2 separate regions of the Homo sapiens genome follow, and region 1 is linked to region 2. The links are chromatin contacts, found by Hi-C or POLR2A ChIA-PET in ENCODE. All regions are on one chromosome and are shown on one strand. The core of a region is the stretch at or near the end of the contact, and the rest is flanking DNA. Distances in the headings are between cores, read along the strand shown.

Region 1 (4,855 bases), core at 1,817-4,316, 3.1 Mb after region 2:
TCCATTCCAGGAGGGACAGGGCTCCCTGTTGGAAAGTATTTCCTTTTGCTAAGTTTCTATCTGCCTCCCGGGTAGACTCCACTAGGCAGTATTTCAAGAAGTTAACGCACTTCCAATCCCCATCTAACCTATATTCTTTGCCGCAAGCCAAATACCCTTAGTTCTTTCAGTCATTTCTCCTAAGACATGGATTTAAGACCTTTTGACAGCTTGGCCTGTATCCTCTGGAAACATTTCCATTTACCCAAGTTCTTCTTAAAACATTATGTCTTTGTCCAGGTGCAGTGGCTCACGCCTGTAATCTCAAAGTGGAGGCTGAGGGAGGAGCATCAGTTGGGTCCAGGAGTTTGAGATCAGCCTGGGCAAGATGACAAGACCCCATCTCTAGTTAAAAAAAAAAAAAAAAATTACTGATTCTCACCAAAAAAAAAAAAAAAGCCAGGCGTGAAGACATGGGCCACCTACTTGGGAGGCTGAGGTGGGAAGATCGCTTGAGCCTGGGAGATCAAGGCTCTTGAGCCTGGGAGATCAAGGCTGCAGTGAGCTGTGATCACGCCACTGTACTCTAGCCTACGCGACAGAGTGAGACTCCATCTCTAAAAAAACGAAACTAACCAACCAAAAAAAAAAAAAAACCACAAAAAGCATGTTGTTTTGAACAGAGCGCAGTGCTCCAGCTAAGGTCAGGCCAGCACAGAGGGTGCTAATGAAATTCACCTCGCAGGCTCTGGCACTGTGGTTCTCATGAGCTCTGTTAGCTTGCCGGTATTTTCAGACCCACATAGGCATGTCCTTGTTGAGCAGGTCACTTCGGTTCATGAATACGGCCACCAAGGATTTGAGGCCCCTCTGCCTGCCCCCCATGGAGGGAGCCCTAGGGCTCAGATGGTGGCTCTTAACAGACCTCAATGGTCTGATGAAAACTCTGCATCCTCTTCCAAGAAAAACGCATCTACTCAAAAATTCTCTATATGACACCAGGACTCCCTGCAGACCATCCTCAGACCCCAGGTTAGGAATTTCCATCTGGAAGCTGATACTCAAAAATAAATTCTGAGGCAGCCTCCCTATTCAAACTGTGGGGCTCAGGGCAAATTCAAAGTAATAAAGTAATAACCTCTCACACGAGTGCTGTGCTCGACAACTCACAATACACGTTCACGTACATTGCTGGGATAGACCCTAGGGTCTGGATTATAATCGAATAAAGGAGGTCAAGGCCCAGAGAGGTCCAGTGACTTGCTCAAGGTCACACAGCCAATCTGGGCAAAGTCACTCCAGACTCTCTTACCTTCATGGGGCCTCACAGAAGCCCAACACAATTTGCCCACCAGTGGGGAAGATGCAATGGAGAACAGGTTGCATTTGGCCCCTGGGGAAACTGGTCCTGGCTGTGTTCAGCCGGCTCCTGCCGCTGCTCCACAGAGGCACACCCAGCTTGGCCTCTGTGGTGAGCTGTGGTGAGCTGTGGTGAGCTGTGGTTTGAGCAGCCTCCCTCCTAACGAAGGCAGAGAGAAGGCCAGGTTGTCAGGCTGTGTCTTGTGAGAAGGAGGGAACCAGAGGAGGGGCAACGGCAGAAACCAGACCTGAAGCCTGAACCCCAGGAACCCAGGGGACAAAGACTCCCTGGCCACCACTTGTCCCAAGACTGCAGACACCTCACTGGCCAGGAGCATACAAGCAGGAGTATACAATGTGGCCGGGGGTGCATAGGAGTCAGGATACAGAGCCATGTTCTGTGTGTATGATGTTCACATACAGGAGCCAGACTTGACCATGGGAGACCAGTTTTTAAGTTTCCAAGGAATTCTTGCTCCCTAAACATGTACTTGACCCAGAAAACTCTTCAGCCTTCAAGGCCCAACTCCCTCCACGAAGAATCTGTCCAGTGTCTGATGACTAAAGGCCCTGGATTCAGATCCAGCTTAGGCACCGCCTGGTCATTATCTGACTTCTCTACAGACTGTGCCTCTAGTAGGCTGGAGCCCTGGACTCAACTCAATATTTCACCCCTGCCCCTAGCAATAGGGGGTCAATGGACATTTGTTCAATAAGCTCTAGACACCAGAAAGGGTGAACTGTCTCTTGGCTTCAGTTGTTCTGTGACTTCAGGCTAAATCCAAAACCTCTGCGGTCAAAGAAGGCCATTGCCACCCCTCCCCACCCTGTTCCCTCTTAGGTGGAAGGCAATTGTGGCCCTTAGAAACCCTCTGAAGAAGCATCTAACAGCTTTTCTCAGGCCGAAATGGGAGAGGGTGAAGGTTTAGGAAAGAAAACGGTCATTCTTATGTCTTTCCCCAAACCAGATGATTTCCCTTTGTTCCAAACAGTTGGCAAAGACGTCTGGGCAGAGAAAGGGTCCTGACTTGATGCACTGCTCTGCAGGCAGCTGGGTGACTCCGGCCTCTGTTGGTTTGCAGCCTGGGCCAGGGCTGGGGAGTTGCTGAGGGGTGGGCTCAGGCTCACAGTAGGTAGGCTGCTGCTTGGGCTTTCAACTATTACCTCTGATCACAATGAATTCATGAATTTATATTAGTTTGATGCATATCTCTTCCACTGGACTTCCAACCTCTGGAGCGCAGGAACCACACTGTATTTAATTCTGGAGCCTCAGGGCCTGGCACAATGTCAAGCACACAGTAAGTGCTCAGTAAGTGCTAGAGACAAAAACGCACTGCAGCCTCCCTGCCAGCCTGATTTCTGGAGCATCCCTGACTCTCTTAATGGAAAGAGCTTCTCAGAGCTTCCCAAGCTGACTAGAGGAGGGACTGTCATGGTCATGGGCCCTGCTTCCCTCTTATAGTTCTCTTAGCTGGAAGGCAGGATCCTTCTCCTCTGAGCTGCTTCTGAGGCCACTTATTTGTTTATTTCCAAACCCAAAAATGCTTCTTAGGTTTTGCTGCCACCTGACTTGAAGCTCTGACCACCCCAGTGCTACTTCTGCTCTGCCCCATCCAGACATCAAGCGAGATTCATTCCCCCAGCCTCAGACAAACCACACCCCTATCACAACCGTAACTATTCTTAGCAGAGCAGGAAGGGGGGCGCTGCCGAATGACCTCGCTGCCTATAGAGACTTCACCTCCACCCACCCTTCACTCACCCGGTGTCACTTCCCCCTTTTAATAACAACAACACTGACACCAAGTTTCACTTCCACCACTTCCTGTGGGTTTTGTTCATCCTCAGCTGCTGAGGTTTCTAGAGGGTGGGTGAGTCTCTGGCCCAGCTGCAGGAAGGTCCCTCTGACTATAAACTCTACCCCTAAGCATTTAGAGGCTTGCCCTTCAGTCCTCAGACACATTCACCTTTCTTTTTTTTTGCTTTTTTTTTTTGTTTTTTTTTTTGAGGTAGAGTCTCACTCTGCTGCCCAGGCTGGAGTGCAGTGCAGTGGCACGATCTTGGCTCGCTGCAACCTCTGCCTCCCAGCTTCAAGTGATTCTCCTGTCTCAGCTTCCTGAGTAGCTGGGATTACAGGCATGTGCCACCATACCTGGCTAATTTTTGTATTTTTAGTAGAGGCAGTATTTCTCCATGTTGGCCAGGCTGGTCTTGAACTCCTGACCTCAGCCTCCCAAAGTGCTGGGATTATAGGTGTGAGCCACCGCACCTGGCCACATTCTCCTTTTTTTTCTTTTTTTTTTTTTTCCAGACAGAGTTTTGCTCTTGTTGCCCACGCTGGAGTGCAATGGTGTGATCTCAGCTCACCGCAACCTCCGCCCTCTGGGTTCAAGCGATTCTCCTACCTCAGCCTCCCAAGTAGCTGGGATTACAGGCATACACCACGACACCCGGCTAATTTTGTATTTTTAGTAGAGACGGGGTTTCTCCATGTTGGTCAGGCTGGTCTTGAACTCCTGACCTCAGGTGATCCGCCTGCCTTGGCCTCCCAAAGTGCTGGGATTACAGGCATGAGCCACCACACTTGGCCCACATTCTCCTTTTTTAAAGCTGTCCAGAATAGGGGATTCTCCATCCTTCCCTGGGTCAGAATCCCAATATCTGATCCAAGTTCATCCTGTTGACTAACCCAAATCTCTCCTGCTATTAGGGTTGCCATATTTTGCAAGTAAAAATACAGAACACAGAACACCCATTTAAATTTGAATTTCAGATAAACAATGAATAGAAGGCCAGGGGCAGTGGCTTATGCCTGTAATCCCAGCACTTTGGGAGGCTGAGGTGGGCGGATCATGAGGTCAGGAGTTCGAGACCAGCCTGATCAACATGGTGAAACCCTATCTCTACTAAAAATACAAAAATTAGCCGCGTGTGGTGGCGTGCGCCTGTAATCCCAGCTACTCAGTAGGCTGAGGCAGGAGAATTGCTTGAACCCAGGAGACGGAGGTTGTAGTGAGCCGAGACTGTACCACTGTACTCCAGCCTGGGCAAAAGAGCAAGACTCCGTCTCAAAAAAAAAAAAAACAAAAAAAAAAATGAATAACTTTTTAGTTAAGCATGTCCTGTGTAATATTATACTAAAAAAAAATTCATTGTTTATCGGAAATTCAAATGTAACTGGACATCCTTTCTTTTATCTGGCAACCCCCTGCCTGCTGTATTCCTTCTCTTTTTGTTTGGAGACAGTCTTACTGTGTCACCCAGGCTAGAGAGCAGTGGTGTGATCTCAACTCACTGCAGCCTCAACCTCCTAGGCTCAAGGGATCCTCCCACCTCAGCCTCCCAGATAGCTGGGATTACAGGCACATACCACCATGCTCAGCTAATTTTTGCATTTTTAGTAGAGATGGGGTTTCGCCATATAGCCCAGGGTGGTCTTGAACTCCTGGCCTCAAGTGATCCACCCGCCTCATCCTCCCAGAGTGCTGGGATTACAGGCGTGAGTCGCTGCACC
Region 2 (4,687 bases), core at 1-2,500:
AGACAAGGTCAACGGCTGTGCTCTGGAGCGCCCCCCATGGGCTTGGACCATGCTGAGGTGGGGTGCTGGGCCCAGGGGAGGCTCACTCAGCCATGAGGTCTGCCTGAAAGACAGGGCCCTCCGCTGCTGTTCTCTGGCCTGCCTGATTGGCCAGAAGGAGGCTCCCATGCCAGGCCAGGTTTGCACTCTGTTTTCACTGGGGCGTCTTCTGTTCCCCAAGAGGTGGCCTCATTTTCACTAAGGGAAGGACAGGATCTATTTGGTGGGACCCAGGGCAGAAGGCAGTCTCGGGGTAGAGTAACGGCAAGATAAAGGGTAGAGATTGTGGATGAAGATAGGAAAGAATCCAGAAGGAGGAAAAGAGAGAGGGGAGAGAGGCCACACACCAGAGTACACAGGGCTCTGAGCAGGTCCAAGTGGGAGAAGGCAAGGGAGGAAACAGAAAATATGTGTTCTCTAGGACGGAAGGGAGAAAGCACGCAGAAGCCATCTCTGAGCTAACCAGTGGGCCTTCCCCTGAACAGAGAATGGAGGCCTCCAGCAGTGTTGGAGCTGGTTGGGCAGCCAGGCAGGCGGGCTCCTGGACCCCAGCAGGGTCCTCTCCTAACTGCTGCTGTTCCACTCCCAGGTCTGTTTCTGGCTTCTGGGGTCTCTGTCCAGGGAGGTAGGCTGGAGGTGTTTCCTTCCTCCTCCTGCCCATCCCCCCGTCTCCCGCCTCTGTAACCGTCACAGGAAATGGCCTCACCAAGCCCTTGAACGACAGCGCATGGTGAGGCGACAGCTGGGGGCAAGACAGGAGGCATGGAGGTGGTGGGACCATCTCCTCTTGGGGGCAGTCCCTATCTCCCAGAGCCAGGGTCACAGTGGGCGAGGTGGCGGGGGTGTTGAATCACCAAGGCAGCAGGGACGGAGGTGAGGGGACAGAATGGGCCTGGCACAGGTGTGAGTGGTAGAGCGAGGGTCTCTGGTAGCAGAAAAGGTCCCTTCAGCCTCTGCTCTCCTTGTAGCTCCCTGTGGCTTCCCTGCTCACCCCCGTCTTGGGGACATCAGGTCTGTGAGCACCCATACCCCAGCCAGGCACTGTGGCGCCCCACTCGCCCTCCCGCACTCCCTCCTAGAGATGCCCTCTTATATCCCCGGAGTTCGCACCCCCCGGGGCCACAGGACTCCCAGTCCCCCCTTCAGATACTTACTGAAGCAGCTGTGGCCCCCAGGCTGCCTCTTGCCAGCTGTCTGTCTGTCTGTCGGTCTGTCTTTGAGGGCTGAGAAGGCTCCAGGAAGCCAGCTTCCTCCCTCCGCCCCTCCTTGCTGCCACCCACGCACACCCCAGCTGCATTCTGCCCTCCTGTGCCTGCTGCCGCTGCCACCAGGGGTCGGCTGCCTCCCGCCTGTGCCCTTCTGGGGCCCAAGGCCCCGTTCCCTGGGAATGGGTGAGGGGCCAGGCCTTCCCGACCATCCTGCTTTCCCCAGCTTCCAGACCCTCTCCCCTCTTCTGTGTTTCTCCTCTGGGTCTTTGTCACATCCAGCCGCTGCCTACTTGCTGGGCACAGCTCGCCTGACCCCCAGCTCTGTGCTGTCCCACAAAGAACCCAAGGCTCTCCTGCTCAACCTGACCTTGGCCGGAGGCTTATTTCTCCTTCTCTGCTTCTGCCCCACAGCCCTCTCCCTCAAGGCCCTCTCCCTCAAGGCCCTCTCCCTCAAAGCCCTTGCTGCTTCAAGCCTTGGGAATTCATGGCCAAGCACAGACCACATCTTCCCAGAGCAGATGTGGCACAGACTCGGGGTGGGGAAAAAGAAGAAGCAAGAATCCATGCCTCACAATGTGAAGGAAAGGGCCGGGGCCAGGCCAAAAAGGTCGTCTCCACGCCTGTGCCACGGCCCAGCTCTCCACAGCCCACGGCCTGAGTGTAGGCCAGCCCAGCAGGAAGCAGATAGCAGAGTCCACTTGTGGGAGGGAGTCCGAGGGGCTTCCCCTGGGCCCTCAGCCCCCTGCAGGCCTCCTCCCAGAACCCTGACATCTACTTAGAAGACTTACAGACAGTGGACAGTCTCTGGCCCTCACACCAGGGGACTCCCATGTCCTCTTCGCTGCTGGGGTGCCTGGATGCCTGGGACCTGAAGGGTGGCCCCCAAGTCCAAGACTCCTCTGCCCACTGCCCCTGCCTGACCTTGGCAGGCTCCTTGCGGGCCAGCAGCCCAGCCGGTTCATGCTCGCTGCACGCCTCCTTTTACCTTGTAACATTTCAAACGCCCTTCCCTTCCCGGCCCCCAACATGCACAATCCACGTCCTCTTTCTTCCTCCCACTTCCCTGATTCAGCTGTCAAATGGTGACAGCAAAAAAGAAATGAGGTACCCTAGGCACAGGGGGTAGGCATGCCGGAGGGGGTGGTCGGGAGGGGGCTGGCCTTCTGCTGGCCCCTTGAGGAGGAGGGTTGAGACGAAGAACAAGAACAGCCCCCAGAGGCTCAGAAGGCCTCCCAGCACCCGCCCTTGCTCTTGGCAGTGGGGACAGGGGCTGGCTCTTTTTTGAGCCCCTCCATGGCCAGCTGATCCTGGCACCTCCTTCCCTGCAGCCTGCGTTCCTCTCCGGAGTGGGTGGGTTTCCCTGAGGAGGAGGCCGATTAGGGCTGGGAAAGGGGTTGGTTCCCGTGCTCAGGACAGACTGGAGGGAAGCAGGAACCTGGGAATCCCTAACATGCTTGCGAGCAGTGACCTGGAGACTGGCCTCTGCCTCACCCCCCACACCAGTCAGTGTTTCCACTGGTGGGTAGTGGGGGCCCTGGGGACACAGGAGGGGGCAGGTGGGGGTTGGAAAGAGGGCCCGGCTCTGAGCCTATGCTGATTGTTATCAAGAACAGGAAGCTAGGACACCACAGGGGTGGGAGGAGGAAGCGGCAAAGCCCTCCCCACACAGGTCTGCCTGGTCCCCCCAAGTTTCCAGGGTCTGAGCCCTGTTGGCTGTGAGCCCACCCCTTTCCCCCACAGACTGAGGCCTAGCAGTGGCTGGACAGTTGGAAGCTGAGCTTCACAGCAAGGAAGCTGGGAGCCAGGCGATGGGGAAGATAGTTGGGGTTGGGGGTGGGGGTAGTGGCTGAGCATTAGGCAAGACCTCTCAAAGATCCCCTGTTCCCTCTGGGTGGATGTGGGGTAGAGGGGACAGTCACTCCTTGGCTCCTGCCCACTCCTTCTTCCCCTGTGCTTAGGGATACCTGGACATCCATGGAGGTGTGTGGCCAGAGCTCATGAGGGCTGAGGATGCCAACTGCAACCTCAGATGGCACAAGACATGCGTCATCGCCCTGCACCTCCCCCTCCCCAGCCTGGCCTGGTGACTTGGGACGCCCCTCTCTGCCCTCTCTGGAGTGGACTCTGTCCCATCCGGGCTGTTGGAAGGCTCCTGGGCGTGACTCCCTCTCCCCTCCAGAACCTTCCCACCCCTGGGGCCAAAAGGTCACAGCAGCTCTCAAACTTCCATCACTCGAATCGATTTGTGTTCCTGGGTTGAGATTTAGGTTCTAGCCACCCTCGACTCCAGAGAAAGTATAGTAATAGTTGGAAATCAGAAAGATCTATGCATAATGAGTCTAAACGTAGCTTATTAACTGTGTGACCTTGGGCAAATTGCTGAGTCTCAGGCTCCTCCTCAGCTTCCTCCCTCCACTGGGGGATGATCATAGCACCTCCCTTGTCAGCCCATGGTGTGCTTTGCTCACGGAGGAGAGGTTGGGAGTCAGCAGCCAGAGGACCGAGGAGCTGGGAGGAGCTGGCTGGGGAAGTGGGTCTGGGAGCAGCACAGGGTGAGGAGGTCATGGCTGCCGGGTCTCACCTCTCACCAGCCTCCCTCTTCCTCCTCACTGCTGACTTTCTCCCTGAACCCGGGCTGCCGGGGCACTTCCAGCCGAGCACTGAGGAAGTGCAGGAAGGAGTCACTCCCAGGGGTCTCCCAGCATCCCGGGTGGGACAGAGTCCACTCCAGGGAGGACAAAGAGGGGTGTCCCAAGCCACCAGGCCAGGCTGGGGAGGGACTGGTGCAGGGCATGATGCATCTTGAGAGTCAGCCTTGTCCCATCTGAGGCTGTGGTGGGTGCCCTCAGCCCTCCCAAGCTCTGGCCACACACGTCTTGACTCTCTTGTTTTCCCCTCTAGTGATTCCCAGTTCCAGGGCTGTGAGCCGCAGCTCCCTGCCCCAAGTGTCAGAAGCGCCCCCCTCCCTAGCCCAGGCCCGGGGAAAGGCGGACATTACATCTGGAATTCCCAGAAGTCGTTGCTCTTTGCCAGCCCCTAGGGAGTAGGGAGCTCCTTGCTGGGGAGCAGTTGGCCCCCAGAGGCAAAGGCTGCCACCTTTTAACAATCCAAGGGGAGGATCCTGGGGAGAGAGTCAGCTGCCTGGGGCCAGGACTGCTGGGTCCTGCACACTCCAGCTGCTCTGCCCCCTTCCTAGCTGCCCTCCTCGGCTCCTCTCTGGAGAAGCACTAGGATCTCGGGTGGCTGTTCCTCCATCCTTCCCACCCCCAAAACCCTAGGCCAGCCTGAGCTGGCTTGTTCTGCCCCAACTTTGTAGGCCCTGGCTTGTTCCTGTTTGTGTCGGGGAGACAGAAACACCAAGAACTGGATCTGGGAAGCCTCATCCCACAGGAAGCAGGGAGACAGCAGGGGAGACAGGGTGAGTGGGGCAGGGAAGTGCT

The links. Hi-C counts contacts between places; a loop is a spot of excess contacts on that map. ChIA-PET counts read pairs that join two places held with the same protein, here RNA polymerase II (POLR2A). Pooled maps may share reads with other maps.
Region 1: a map of naive thymus-derived CD4-positive, alpha-beta T cell shows a loop between it and region 2 (12-fold over the local background). The contact joins the enhancer-like site here to the promoter of PTPN7 in region 2. A Hi-C loop is called at or near these places in 1 of 168 maps with a recorded cell type or tissue (naive thymus-derived CD4-positive, alpha-beta T cell), 2 of 37 single-sample maps with no recorded cell type and 4 of 50 pooled maps. POLR2A ChIA-PET finds 5 or more read pairs at or near these places in 1 of 52 experiments (OCI-LY7).

What each region holds. Positions count from the first base shown.
Region 1 is chr1:205,285,290-205,290,144 of GRCh38, forward strand. No RefSeq gene overlaps it. Among named protein-coding and RNA genes, the nearest start is that of NUAK2, 34 kb to the right of the region's middle. Within about 2 kb of position 3,067, at least 13 of the 41 ENCODE cell types and tissues checked have a DNase peak (open chromatin) inside an H3K27ac peak, as active enhancers do; they include OCI-LY7, where a contact is called at or near this core.
Region 2 is chr1:202,159,352-202,164,038 of GRCh38, forward strand. PTPN7 (protein tyrosine phosphatase non-receptor type 7) reads right to left here and starts at 1,251. Exons shown (of 10, transcript NM_002832.4): 1 at 1,194-1,251; 2 at 1-103. The coding sequence starts at 51. RefSeq lists enhancers at 1-11, 112-201, 462-541, 4,072-4,687.